Regions from separate parts of the Homo sapiens genome. Here all the other regions are linked to region 1. A link is a loop called in an ENCODE intact Hi-C map of the cell type or tissue named here. Cell type or tissue: PC-9. All regions are shown on one strand.

Region 1 (5,000 bases):
ACCTCAACACCATCACCTCGGGGGTTAGGTTTCAACATAGGAATTTTGAGGGGACACATGCATTCAGACCATAGCAACCCATTTAGACTATACAATCCAACGGTTTTTAGAATATTCATAGGTAAGGACCAGGCACGGTGGCTTACACCTTTGGGCTCACACCTTTGGGCTCACACCATTGATCCTAGCACTTTGGGAGGCTGAGGCGGGCAGATCACTTGAGGTCAGGAGTTTGAGACCAGCCTGGCCAACATGATGAAATCCCATCTCTACTAAAAATACAAAAATTAGCTGGGTGTGGTAGTGCATGCCTGTAATCCCAGCAACTCAAGAGGCTGAGGCAGGAGAATCGCTTTAGCCCGGGAGGCAGGGGTTGCAGTGAGCCAAGATCGTGCCACTGCCCTCCAGCCTAGGTGACAGAGTGAGTTAGACTATGTCTCAAAAAAAAAAAAGAATATTTAAAAAAAAGAATATTCACAGGTAAGTACAACCATTATCGAAGTCCCTTTTAGAACATTTTCATCACCTCAAAAACAAAGCTGTTTTGATTAGCTATCACCCCATTATCCCTCCGACCCCCAACCCTAAGCAACCATGGATCTACCTTCCGATACTATGGATTTGCCTTATGATTTATGAAGTGTTCTGGACACTTCATAAGAATGGAATCATACAATATGTGGTCATTCGTGACTGCCTTCTTTCACTGAACATAATATTCTCAAGGTTCTTTTGTGCTGTAGCATGTACTGCATGGATGAACTTCATTCCTTTTTATGGCCAATGTATTTTTTTTTTTTATTAAACCCAATTACCCCATTTCTGTTTGTAGGTACATGTGAAACTGCTGGTCAGTAGCAATGGAGGACTCTTAGGGTGTCTTTGACACCAGAATTGGGTAACAACACTTGATGTTCTTTTTCTGGACCAACCTGGGCTGGGGCGGAAGATGTGCAGTAGGGGCTTGGGTGGCACTGGGCAGCCCATCACAGGCCTCTCTCAGGTGTCCTTGTCCCCTCAGCTCCCACCCTCCCAGCAGAGGGTGGTGAAGGAAGACATAGCCGGGCTCACCCAGAGGGCACGAGATGCAGGCAGCCCCTTCTCCACTCGGAGCGTGAATGTTTCTTGGTAGCAAGAATGTTTGACTAGATACAGCAAGTCGTGCCTTCTCGTTTCTTTCTTTTCATCCTACTATAGAAAAGTGAGTGGACTATTTCACTGCAAGAATGACCTGCTCTAGTTTAGGGGAAAAGGCAAGCATTTGACATTTAAAAAATGACTTTCAGTATGACTTGTGCATTCAAATACTTATTTCAAAAGGCTTCTAAACGTGATACCCATTCTCAACACAGCAGCCAGAGGGATCCTGTTTAAACGGCAGTCAGCCTGTCCGTCCTCAGGTAAAACCCTCCAACAGCTCTTGTGTGACTCAGAAGAAAGGCCTGAGCCCAAGCCCGCCACGCCCCTGGAGGCCCTGAGACTCAGCCTCCAGCAGTTACATGACTGAGTCTCTGCCTCCATGTTCAGTTCCTGCTCTGGGCACCAGGCCAACTCCCTCCTGAGCTGTTCCCTCTCCCTAGAAGGGTCTTCCCAGGAGTCCGTGTGACTCCTACTGTCACCGCTGCCAGATCTTTACTAAATAGTCACCTTTGGTGAAGCCTTCCCTGGCCACCCCACCTAAAATTTCAACAACTCCTTTCTGACACCGAATGAGTTTTTTTTTCTTAAGCCCTTATCGTTACGTTCTTTATCTTTTGCTTTTTTACCTTAATAATTCTCTGTCTCCACAGCACAAATTCCACCCCATTAGGGAAGGAATTATATCTGCTTTGTTCACTACTTTCCTGCAATGCTTAGAATAAATCCTGATGCACAGCACTCAATAAATATCTGTTGGAAAAATTACACGATTTAATTCTGCGGAAGGAATTTCGCCCTTTCAAAGGAAAATGTAAAATGCTGGTTAGTAAGTACTAATGCTTACAGTAGAAGTTTTATCAGTAAAAAGATGCAAATGCATTATGTAATGTCTTTTACAATACTTTGCTGAAATGGTAAACACTATAATAATGATAGAACCTCACATTTATATAGTACTTTATACCTTTCCTAGGTGGACACGTCTGTGACACTACTGATTTTGAGTAGCATTACTATCTTCAGTTTAAATAATTTGCCCAAAGTCGCAGAGCACACTTCTAGAGGATTCAGGACCAAAATCCTCCTAATTTTTTCCTAGAGTGATTCCCCACTAAAACAAACAGAATGGCACTTTACCTGTGGAGCCCTTCACAGTTTTCAAACTGTTTCCCAGATAGCAGCTCCATTGCCCCTTGCCCTGCAATAAGCAGAGTGAGCACTGCTACCCTGGGTTAAGCAGTGAGGACACAGTGACTCAGCCTGGCCCGGGGGCCTGGCTGGCTAAGCTGAGAGCCAGGCCCAGACCTCTGCTCTTTGTCCCAACCTTATGGCAGACAATGAGCAATGACATATCACTCAGACATACCACTTCCTTGTTCTTGGCAGAAGAGGACACAGCTTGACCCTCAGCATTTGAGGCTGTAGAGCCCATTGGTTTCATCATTTAAGAGCAGCCCTGGCTGGGTGCGGTGGCTCACGCACTTTGGGAGGCAAAGGTGGGTAGATCATCTGAGCTCAGGAGTTTGAGACCAGACTGGCCAACATGGTGAAACCCCGTCTCTACTAAACATACAAAAATTAGACGGGTATGGTGACAGGTGCCTTTAATCCCTGCTACTCAGGAGGCTGAGGCAGGAGAATCACTTGAACCCAGATGCAGAGGTTGCAGCGAGCCTAGATCGTGCCATTGCACTCCAGCCTGGGTGACAAGCACGAAATTCCATCTAAAAAAAGGACTTTGCAGTTGTAGTAAGTGATGGATCTCAAGATGAGATTATCCTGGGTTATCCTGCTGGGTCCTGAGTCAAATGACAAGTGTCCTTATAAGAGACACACAGAGAAGAGATACAAGGAGATGAGAAGATGGCCGTGTGAGGACGGAGGCAGTGAGGGGAGAGAAGCGGGCATAAGCCGGGGGGTGTCAGGGACCCCGGAGCTGGAAGAGGCCACGAAGGATCCTCTACTGGGGCTTCAGAGGGAGAGTGGCCCTTCCAACACCTTGATTTCAGACTTCTGGCCTCCAGAACTGTGAAAGGGTCCATTTCTCTGTTTTAAGCTAACTTGTTACCAGAGCCCCAGGAAACAAGTCCAATCTCATCACGAGAAGTGACCTGGAAGGGAGAGAGAGGGAGGAGGCCGGCGGCAGGGAGGGAGCCAAGAGAGGAATGCATTCAAGGAAAGTGGGGCTCTCAGCAGGAGTAAGAAAGTGTGGAGTATATTGAAAAACTCGGGTAAAGGGCAAATGGCTGAATTAGGCTGTAGCTTGGATCTTAGACCTTCTCTCTGTAAAAATGAGAAAAAGGGATTTATCAAATGGCTTCAGCCAGTGGGGGCCGCACGCGTTACATGGTGGTGAGTTCATGTTGAAAGGTTGAGCCCCGTCCCTGGGGATGAGTCACCCTCTGCCATTCATGCAGGAAAGAAATCATTAAAAAAAAGAATAAGAATTTACAAATTCAGGTCAATTACATGTTCATAATGGTGTGAGGTGTCAGAGGCTGGAAAAATGAGAAGAAGCCAGCAGGCTGCCTTTGGCCCTCCTGCTCTAGTTCATTGCTAGTTTCTCATAGCTGGGTCCTCCAGGGCCTCTCAGATTTGAGTCTGATCCAGTCCCTCTTCCTGCATCAGCAAGAAAAAGCTGGCCTTAGCCCGAACAACATGGTGAGACCCCATTTTTACAAAAAATGCAAGAATTAGCCAGGCATGGTGGTGCGTGCCTGTAGTCCTAGCTACTCAGGAAGCTGAGGTGGGAGAATTGCTTGAGCCTGGGAGGTGGAGGTTGCATTGAGCCACTGCACTGCAGCCTGGGCAACAGAGCAAGACCTTGTCTCCAAAAAAAAAAAAAAAAAAAAAAAGCTGGCCTTGCAGACATCAACCTGGAGACCTAAAATACCCCCAGAGCCAGCCCCATGGTCTAGTAGAGACTGGTCTGTCCCCTGGCCGGCCCAGGGTCACTTCCGGGTCCGGAGAGCCCCCTGCTTCCTGTTCACTGTGCATGAGAACCTTCTCTTTCCCTCAGCCCTCATCCTCTGGGTGGGCTTCTGCCTTGGTCTCACTCCTTCAACTCAGGCATCTCCCCTGCCTGGTGTCCTTATTCCCCTCCTCGACCAGAGATGTGCCATTGACCTGCCATCCAAGACAGTCCCACACAGTGACCACCCGCCTATTTCCTGTGTGTGAACCACACAGGGGCTTCCTTCCAAGCTCATCTGTTGGTGTGTGGGAGTGTTAATGTGGACCTCAGGTGCTGCCCTGCACATGATCAATCCCAGACCATGGGGAAGAGGCGTGGTGGCAGCAGGGCAGCCAGCCATGTGACCACAGGAGCATTAAAGGCAAGTGACGAGGCTGGCTCAGGCCAGCGAGTTATTAGCAGAGATGGAGAAAAGGGCTTCTCGTCCCAGGAACCGGTACCACCACCCACCGGTTGCTCAGCAAAAGACCTGGAGTTGTCCTGGATTTCTCTTCTTCCTTTACTCCCATAAACCATCAGCAAATGCCGTGGACTCTGCTTCCAGAACACATCTCAAGCACAGTCTCTTCTCTAGTGCCCTGGTCATCACCACCATGCAAGAGCCTCCCAGCTCTCCTCTGTTCTACCTCCTAGAATCCACCCTGCACACAGCAGCCAATGTAGCCTTTGGAGAAGTTAATCCTATGACGCCACCTCTCTCCTCAAAATTCCCAGAAGGTTTCTCACCCTGCAGAGAAGAGAATCCAAAACTCCTCACCATGCCCTCTGTGACCTGGTCCCCACCCCCTTCCTCATTCTCCTCTTTGCTGGTCACACTCCAGTGTACCTGCCTGGGTCTGTTCCTGGAAAACTCCCGTTGCTGCCCCCTGGGGACTTTGCACTCGCT
Region 2 (5,000 bases), 250 kb before region 1:
AGAAACAAGCCAGGGATCTGAGAAGATTTTTTTTTTTTTCCAAAAAAGATACACAGGCCAGGTGTGGTGGCTCATGCCAATAATCTGAGCACTTTGGGAGGCCAAGGCAGGTGGATCACCTGAGGTTAGGAGTTGGAGAGCAGGCTGGCCAACATGGCAAAACCCCATCTCTACTAAAAATACAAAAAAATTAGCTGGGCATGGTGGTGCGTGCCTGTAATCCCAGTTACTCAGGAGGCTGAGGCAGGAGAATTGCTTGAACCTGGGAGGCGGAGGTTGCAGTGAGCTGAGATCGTGACGCCGCACTCCAGCCCGGGTGACAGAGCAAGACTATGTCTCAAATTAAAAAAAAAAAGAAAAGAAAAAGAAGATACATAAATGACCAATAAGCACATGAAAAGATGTTCATTAGCCATTAGAAAAATGTAAATCAAAATCACAATGAGATACCACTTCACACCACCAGGATGTCTATCATGAAAAAACCAGAAACTAATAAATGTAGTGAGGATGTGAAGAAATTGGAACCCTTGGATGTTGCTAGTGAGAATGTGTGTGTGTGTGTGTGTGTGTGTGTGTGTGTATATATATATATATATTTGAGATGGAGTCTCGCTCTGTCACCCAGGCTGGAGTGCAAGCTCTGCCTCCTGGGTTCACGCCATTCTCCTGCTTCAGCTTCCCAAGTAGCTGGGACTACAGGCACCCACCACCATGCCCGGCTAATTTTTTTTATATTTTAGTAGAGACGGGGTTTCACAGTGTTAGCCAGGATGGACTCAATCTCCTGACCTCGTGATCCGCCTGCCTTGGCCTCCCAAGGTGCTGGGATTATAGGCGTGAGCCACCGCGCCTGGCCGCATATATATATATTTTTAAAAAGTGCAGCTGCTATGGGAAACAGTTTAGAAATTTCTCAAAATGTTAAACATAGAGTTTCCATGTGACCCGGAAATTGTATTCCTATATATATATATGCAAGAGAAATGAAAACATATGTTTACAAAAAACTTAAACACAAGTGTTTACAGCAGTTTTATTATAATAGCCAAAAAAGTGGAGGCAACCCAAATGTGCATCAACTGATGATTGGATAAATAAAATCTGTTGTATCCATACAGTGGAATATTATTTAGCAATAAAAAGGAATGAAGTACTGATACATATTACAACATGGATGAACCTTGAAAAAACATGCTAAATCAAAGAAGCCACTCCTGAAGACCACATGTTGTGTGCTTTCATTTATACAAAATGTCCAGAATAGGCCGATCTCTAGAGACAGAAAGTAGATTAGTGGATGTCAGGGCCTGGGGCTGGGGCTGGCATAGGGAGTGGGTGTGACTAATGGATGTGGATTCCTTTGGGGCTGATGAAAATGTTCTAAAATTGATTGTGGCGATGGTTGCACAACCTCGTGAATATATTAAAAAGCATTGAATTGTACGCTTTAAATGGTAGGGTTGAATAGTATGTAAATTATAACTCAGTAAAACTGTAAAAATATAGGATGACTTGTTAAATTAAATTTCAGATAACCAGTGCTAATTTTTTATTTTTTGCAATATATTTCAGATACATTTCTTGCAATATTTGGGATGTACTTATACTAAAAAATTAGTCATTGTTTATCTGTAATTCAGCTTTAACTGGGTGTCCTGTATTTTATCAGGCAACCTCATGCATGTCGACTGCATGTGAGAATGACTTTAAGAATCATCCCCTCCAGGGCTCCTATCTTTTTATCCCTGTAGGGAATTTACTATCAGAGGCTGTATCACGGCTGTGGCTCCTGAGCTCGGAGGCCCTATTGTGGCTCCTGTTCTCTGAAAGCCCCACCTTGAGGCGTTTCCCTGGTAACCTCCAAACAACTCGTCAACCAGCCTGCAGGCCAGGGAGGGTTTTCCCAGAACAGTGAATGACAGGACTTATAGGCTACAGGGAAACAACTGGATTCTTTTCTGCATGTTGTTCCCATGAGATGAGCTCCTCTTCCATGACGCCTTGATTGAAATCAAGGCAGATTCCTTTGTTCCTCTGGTGACTTTCTCATCATCAAAAATTCTCTGGGCATTTCATTCTCCATAAAGTCTCTCTCTGCTCAGTAATTAGTATGTCCAGCCTCATCTACTCATGAAAACTCCTCACCTCACTCAAAATAGAAGATTCTTTTCTTCCAGGGCCAGCTGCAGACAGAAAATATGCCTTGGGAATGGGGGGTTGGTTCTTGTCTTTTTACTTAGGATAGCTCTGATAAGGTTTGGCTGTGTCCCCACCCAAATCTCATCTTGAATTGTAGCTCCCATAATTACTGCGTGCTGTGGGAGGGACCTGATGGGAGGTAATTGAATCATGGGGGCAGGTCTTTCCCGTGCTATTGTTGTGATAGTGAATATGTCTCATGAGACGTATGTAAGACATACCTTTGCTTCTCCTTTGCCTTCCGCCATGATTTTGAGACCTTCCAAGCCATGTGGAACTGTGAGTCCATTAAACTTCTTTCTTTTATAAATTACCCAGTCTCAGGTATGTCTTATATTACCACCATGAAAACAGACTAATATAAGCTCCTTCCTCCTCTCCCCTCCCCCTACCTGTCTCCAGGGAGGGGAGGGGCCAGGAGAGGAAGGAATAAAGGAGCAGGACCGTTCCTTCTTTCTGGTACCAATATGGCACTGTCCTTGGAGGCTGTTTAAACAGATAGATGCTTTCTCATGTTCTGCACAAATTCGTGAGAATTTTTGTATTCCACCTCATACTGTAGTTGTTTGTTCTTGATATGCATATATTGATCACCAATTAAACACTTCACTCTTCTTCCCTCCATCGGAATCCCGCCCCTACCCCTAGATCTTCAGGTTGAATTCCTGCTCCAGGTATCAATGGCACAGTCATGCTGGCTCATCCCAGGGGTGGGTGGGAATTGTCCAGTTAGAGGAGCATTGAGCTTGCTCTTGGGACATATGATCCCTAGAGAGTCATTCTTGTGGCCTGGTGGCCCAGGCTACATGGAGGTCTTTTGCTGTTGGGTGCCAGTCTGCATCACATGTATACACACACACACACACACACACACACACACACACACACACTTTATAGAGTGCAATGCTGTTATCTGATGTTTGCATTGCACTGAGCCTGCTAATAACCTCCAGGAAAAAATGCTGTTCTCTGCTCATGGAGGTCCTAAAAATATTGCCTGGCAATGGCTTCTCTGGGACATTCAGAAGGTGGGTTGGTACTGTGTCATCTGACCTTCCCTCCTTGAAATGCATGCTTGCTCAGGAAGAGAAGACTCAGATGTCCTTTCCAGCTGCCAGGGCCTGGGGCATTCTGCAGAGAATTGTTCTGGAGCATTTCCTGGAATAGTCACCTCCTCAGATGAGTACAGAGGGGCTGCGGAAGAGGCACAAAGTCAGCATTGCTACCACTGGGACTGAAGGGTGAATGTCTAGGAACCAGCATGATCAGAGACACCACACAAATGCAGGGGAGACCCCCGGCGCCGAGGTCAGGGGTAGGTGCTATGAGGAGTGGCGGGGACATGGGCAGGCCTGGGTCCACTGCCGTGTACAGACACGTCATTCACAGAAGCCGAGAGGTGGAAGCAACCCAAGTGTCCTTTGACAGATGAATGGAGAAGCAAGATGTGGTCCATCCACGTAATAATATTATTCAGCCTTGAAAAAGAAGGAAATGCTGACACATGCTGCAACATGCATGAACCTTGAGGACATTATGATAAGTGAAATAAACCAATCACAGAAAACCATATATATGATTCCACTTGTATGAGGTTCCTGGAACAGTCAAATCCATAGAGATAGAAAGTAGAATGGTGGGTGCCAGGGGCTGGGAGGGAAAGGGGAATGATTAATGGATACAAGTTTCAGTTTGGGGTGATGAAAAAGTTCTGTGGATGGATGGTGGTGATGGCTGCCCAACAGCCTGAATGTGTTTAATGCTGCTGAACTGTGCACTTAAAACGCTTAAGATATAAATTTTACGTTAAGTATAATTTACCACAATAAAAAAGGTAAAATAAAAAGTAGAAAAAAAACTTGAAAATATTAAAAAAAAGACACTGTGAGGCACGACTTCCTCACTTCCTCACCCCACACATGGAAAGTTCTGGAAGCTGGATTGCACTGTGTCCGTCTGTTCCAAGGCCCACAGGTGGGACTACTCTTCTTTGTTGTCTTTCATTTTTCAAAACCTAGCTCAGATTTCCCTTCCCTCTGAAAGCATCTTTGGGTCTCTTGACTGGGAGCTGCTGCCTTTGGCACGTTCTCATGGCCCCTTGTTTCTCCAGGGTGAAGTCTGCTATGTTTCATTTACTCGTTTGCCCGCCTGCCTTCCCCCTGAGACCCAGGGACCCTCTTAGGCAGGCTGGGTCTTGTTCACCTTTGTGTGTGGCTCCATGCTCTGCATAGAACTGAGTGCACCAGTCATGTCGGTGCTGCTTCTTGGGTTCCTCTCCAACCGTATGTAAAAATCAGGCCCTTTGGGAGGCTGAGGTGGGTGAATCACGAGGCCAGGAGTTTGAGACCAGCCTGGCCAACATGGTGAAACCCCGACTCTACTAAAACTACAAAGAATAGCTGGGCGTGGTGGTGGGCACCTGTAATCCCAGCTGCTTGGGAGGCTGAGGCAGGAGAATCGTTTGAACCTGGGAGGCAGAGGTTGCAGTGAGCCAAGATCACGCCATTGCACTCCAGCCTAGGTGACAGGGTGAGACTCCATCTAAAATTAAAAAAAAAAAAAAAAAAATCAGGCCCTGCCTATCTGTGAATCCCAGGAGCTTTTGCATGAAATCACTTGGCCATGTGAAGTCCCACCCCTTGCATTTCAAATTTTCTCCTGTGGTGAGAACACCTATGACTCCGATGAACTGAGAAAAATGATTTCTGCTTTGCAAGAGAACCAGTATATTAGAAGATTATGTCTTTCACAGCTGGGAGCAAGTCTTATTTTCCTCTTGTTCCTATCTTTCATTGATT
Region 3 (5,000 bases), 340 kb before region 1:
CTCTGCAGATGGGGAAGGGGCAAACATAGAAGATTGTGCAGGAGGTTTTTATGGTTATTTTGCTGTTCGTTAAACCACCCCTAACTTGGTGGCTTGGCTCCAAGCTAAGTATTACCTCCTTTTCATGATTGAGAAAACTGCAGATCAGGGAACTAATGTATCCATCACCAGTTAGTGAGTAACTGAGTCAGGATTTGAACTTGGATTTAGATAGCCCCGAGTCTTCCTGCCTTCCTGTGTCCCCAGGCTCTGGCAGAAAACTGGGAATGATGAGGATGATTGCATCCCTCTCTAGGCCTTCCTCCCCTCCATCGGGTACCCTCACTCACAAAAGATGTCTGAGTCTCCTCCTACCTGGTTGGAAACCTGGAGGCTCTGAGGAGTCCATGCGGCTCTCCTGAGGGTTCTGGGTGTGAAGCATGAGCATTTTCCTGTATCTCCAGGCAGGTAGAAACAGACAAAGTCACCTATAGCATAATAGTACACAGCCACGTTGCAAGCAGAAAATCTTGAGCCAGCTCATCCAGCCCTGTGGTATTGCAGTTCCTCTAGATGAAGGGCTGTGCCCCTCTACCTGGGGCCACCTGCTGTGTAATTTGGGCTCACAAATATTATGGAGTTCTGCAGCTGGTGGCCACAGGCTGTGGTGACGTCTGACTGTGGGTATACATGGGAGACTGATGCCGGTGACTTGCAAGTAGTACTCAAACCCTGTTTTTTTTTTTTTTTTACCTCAGTTTTCCTACTCATAAAATGGGAATAGAAGTAGGTCACACAGCAGCCTGATTTGCAGATTATATGTGAAGTCATTCTACATTTCGGTTTATAAATTCTTTGCTAGAACTTTTATGGTATGTATGTCTCTTTAAGAAGACTTAAAAAAATAGGGATTTTAATTCTGACTTTACTAGAAAAATCTATTTTTGATTTCTGGTGCTTTTGTGAGATTTTGGTACTTAATTACCATATGTTCCTGTCATGCGAATCCAGATCATCTTAATTAGGCACAGCGAGAAGAGCAGTAAGTACCAGACACTTCAGGGGACCCCAGCGGAGAGATTTTAGGATTTAGAGACCAGAGGCCTTAGGTACAAAACAGATTCTGCTCTTTCACAAAGCACAAAATATTTTAGCCATCTTGCAGAGGAGAATGTGGCTTGAGGCAGGAATCTCCAGAGTGTCCCACCTTTCCCAAGTCCCGCATACAGAAAAGAGCACAATGGTTTGGATGGGTGCAGTGGCTCATGCCTGTAATCTCAGCACTTTGAGAGGCTGAGGTGAGTGGATCGCTTGAGGTCAGGAGTTCGAGACCAGCATGGCCAACATGGCGAAACCCTGTCTCTACTAAAAACACAAAAATTAGCTGGGCGTGGTGCCTGTAATCCCAGCTACTCAGGAGGTTGAGGCAGGAGAATAGCTTGAACCTGGGAAGCAGAGGTTGCAGTGAGCCAAGATCACGCCATTGCAGTCCAGCCTGGGTGACGAGTGAATAAATAAATAAATAAATAATAATCTGTCTCAAAAATAAATAAGTAAACCCCTGTTGGATAAATATTTGCTGAATATCAGGATTAAGACACTGTGGGGACAGTGCCAATGATTATACATCATAAACAGCACAAAAATGACCAACGCGAACTTTTCTTTTCTTTTTTTTTTTTTTTTGAGACGGAGTCTTGTTCTGTCGCCCAGGCTGGAGTGCAGTGGCCAGATCTCGGCTCACTGCAAGCTCCGCCTCCCGGGTTCATGCCATTCTCCTGCCTCAGCCTCCCGAGTAGCTGGGACTACAGGCGCTCACCACTACGCCCGGCTAATTTTTTGTATTTTTAGTAGAGACGGGCTTTCTCCGTGTTAGCCAGGATGGTCTCGATCTCCTGACCTCGTGATCCGCCCGCCTCGGCTCCAAAAGTGCTGGGATTACAGGCGTGAGTCACTGCGCCCGGCCCGAACTTCTCTTTATAGGTAGTCTTAAAATGTCACTGGAAATGTTTTGAACAGCAGTCTTTTGTTACTGCAAAAATTCAGCAAGTCAATTATATGGGCCGGGAGGAATTTACACTTTAACTCCCTTGCACATTTGCCGTTCACTTACTTACTCGTGGGGAACAGTGAAAAAGCTGGGATGGAAGTGAGGCTTTCTTCACCACATCGATGGCCCACATTTTCCCATGCTGTGAACTCCATCATGAATACCTGAGGCCAATTTTCTTAAATCAGATTTCCCCTTACTTAGAATTGGTATTGCATATGCATGTTTCCTGCAGGAATGCAAGTCTTAAAGGGCAGCAAAATGTAGAAGTCGTTTACTACTGCAGAATGTCCCATCAAGCAGCTGTACTTAACTTAGGAAAGCATTAAGTGAAGATTGGACACAAGGGGACAGTATTGCTCAACAAAGGTTCTTTGCTGCTGCTGGTGAAGTTGGAGTTTTTAACCTGCTCTCTTCTAAATATGTAAATGTATAAATAATGCTCTTTGCTCATTTTTCTACAAAGACCCTTAAGCAATTAAAAACACATCAAAGAAATCAGTATGCATGAGCTTTTTAGTGTGTCTATTGATTGTTTTTTAAGTAAATATTTTTAAGGATTTTTTTTCCCTCCCAGTTTTTATGAGACTGGCTGGTTATTAGCAAAGATAAAAAACTGCTCCTTTTCCTGGAAGAGGCTGTTCTTTATCAGTAGTGCTGGGACATTCAGCCCTGGAGATATTAATATTCTTAAGATTCAGGAGGTTCTGTTCTCCGAGGAGAAACTGATCTGTGGGGAACCTATTGAATCAGGATCTCAAAATTGTCACCCGTTTCTTCTGGGTGGAAATTGTCACCACTTAAAGGGGCCACTGAGTGGTCTCAGATCACACTGCCAGTTTTTCATGTCCACACTGGTGTGCTCCACATTTAGGCCTCAGTGTTCTGGGCCCTGCCTCATCCTCGCGTTGCTCTGAGCCAGCCTCCTGTTGCGTTGTTGCATTGATTAAAACCACAAGCGCGTGGATTTCTCCGTTTTTTTAAGATTTCTTACTAGAAGTTGTTGGAATGCTGAGTATTTTCCTCCTTCCACTGAGCTGTGTCTGCCATGGGCCTCCCTTCAACAAGGCTTTCCTTCTTGTATTCATGGCCGGACCCCCTGGTGTGGCCTCATTTCCAGATTCCCGCTCTCCCTCCCCAGAAATGGTTTCCATATGTGACCCCACGCGCTCTGGGCAGGCACCTTTGGAGGGGCTGACCTCCCAGCTCTCTTCTCTGCAATCATCAACTCACACCTCCTGGGTTTCCTTCCAGGCTGCAGAGCTGAGAGCTGAGAGCTAAGAGCCCACAGGCAGAGGGCCCTCTCCAGGCAGGTTTTATCTGCGACCTCTGCTGACTCAGGAGTGTGGGAGGTGATGGCCTTAGGGTTCTGTCTGGTGCTTTCTGTCTGATCTGCTGCCAGCTCTCTTCTTCCAGCCGAGGCCATGAGGGTTTTCATGGATAGCTGGGAGCTGGATTCTAGGAGACTGGATGCTGTCACAAAGAAAAGACCGTTTGAGGCTGGGTGCTGTGGCTCACACCTGTAATCCCAGCACTTTGGGAGGCCGAGGAGGGTGGGTCACTTGAGGTCAGGAGATTGAAACTAGCCTGGACAACACAGTGAGACCCCTTCTCTTAAAAAAAAAAAAAGAAAAAAAAAGAAAAAGAAACACTAAGGGAATTCCTGTGTGGGTCCAGGTCCAGCGTGAAGCCCTAAGGCCCCACAAAGGGATGTGAGCAGCCTCTGCCTGCCCTCCAGGGCTGACAGTCACATAACTAACCTCGTTATGACTCAGTGAGCCAGGCCTGGCAAATGCCTGCGGCAGATGACTGACCCATCCTGCAGAGTTCAGGTTTCAGCTGAGAATTGAGCCCAGGGTCTCTTGGACTCATGTGCACACACAGGACCTGAGTGGGGGCCATCCGGCCTGGGGCCAACTGACTCCCAGGTCCATCAAACCCAAGTCCGTGTCAGGGCCATGAAGGCAATGTGGGTGCACCAGAGGCAGTGGCATGCTGGTGGACACAGGTGGTTTGTTTTCCGGATTTTCAGCTTGGGAAGGAATTGGGATGTGTTTTGTGAGTTCACAATGGGGTGGATGAGAAGTGGCAGGAAGGCAGATGGTATCTGTTGGAAGTGTACATGGTTGCAAGTGTCTCCTGACTGCAGAGGCAGAAACAAATAACATGAATAGTCATATATATATATATATATATATATGCGTATATATTTTAAATTCATAGACTTTACTTTTTAGAGAAGTTTTAGGTTCACAGCAAAATTGAGTGGAAGGTACAGAGGTTTCTCAGCCCCTACACATGCACAGCCTCCGCCATTATCAACATCCTCCACCAGAGGGTACATTTGTTACAATGGATGAACCTGCATTGGTGCATCACCGTCGCCCAGAGCCCAGAGTTTACACAGGGCTCACTCTTGGAGTTGTATGTTCTACGGGCCTGGACAAACGTGTAATGACATGGATTCACCAGAGCCAGAGTTTACACAGGGCTCACTCTTGGAGTTGTATGTTCTACGGGCCTGGACAAACGTGTAATGACATGGATTCACCAGAGCCAGAGTTTACACAGGGCTCACTCTTGGGGTTGTATGTTCTACGGGCCTGGACAAACGTGTAATGACATGGATCCACCATTGTAGCATCATACGGAACAGTTTCACTGCCCTAAAAATCCTCTGTGCTCCACCTATTTATCCCTTCCTCCCCTTAACCCCTGACAACCACTGACTTTTCACTGTCTCCATAGTTTTGCCTTTTCCTGAATGTCACATGGTTGGACTTACGCAGCGTGTAGCTTTTTCAGACTGGCTTCTTTCCCTTAGCAGTGTGCATTTGAGGTTCCTCTACGCCTTTTCGTGGCTCCACAGCTCATTTCTTTTCTAGCACTGAATAATTGAATGGTCATATTTGTCCAGAAGTCTGGAGTGGACAGTCCCGGGATGCTGCAGGGGCTCAACAAGGTTATCAAG

Evidence for each region. Hi-C counts contacts between places; a loop is a spot of excess contacts. Peaks named below come from ENCODE experiments on the same cell type or tissue, not always from the same donor. Only the 100,000 strongest peaks of a DNase experiment are listed, where the experiment ranks them.
Region 2: it touches region 1 in a loop (9-fold over the local background); 5 of 110 quality-filtered maps call a loop at or near these places.
Region 3: a loop joins it to region 1, with 6 times the contacts of the local background. A loop is called at or near these places in 69 of 110 quality-filtered maps.

Annotation. Positions count from the first base shown.
Region 1 is chr21:38,795,125-38,800,124 of GRCh38, reverse strand. No RefSeq gene overlaps it. Among named protein-coding and RNA genes, the nearest start is that of ETS2, 8.3 kb to the left of the region's middle. In PC-9, no CTCF peak of the experiment used is centred here; DNase peaks (open chromatin) are centred at 1,454 and 2,424; H3K4me3 peaks cover 1,163 bases; H3K27ac peaks cover 3,515 bases.
Region 2 is chr21:39,045,127-39,050,126 of GRCh38, reverse strand. The region is part of intron 3 of LINC02943 (long intergenic non-protein coding RNA 2943); the gene reads left to right. Among named protein-coding and RNA genes, the nearest start is that of LINC02940, 28 kb to the right of the region's middle. In PC-9, no CTCF peak of the experiment used is centred here; DNase peaks (open chromatin) are centred at 1,336 and 1,886; H3K27ac peaks cover 325 bases.
Region 3 is chr21:39,135,711-39,140,710 of GRCh38, reverse strand. No RefSeq gene overlaps it. Among named protein-coding and RNA genes, the nearest start is that of PSMG1, 45 kb to the left of the region's middle. RefSeq lists an enhancer at 2,563-3,470. In PC-9, a CTCF peak has its summit at 2,371 (motif pointing right); a DNase peak (open chromatin) is centred at 2,360.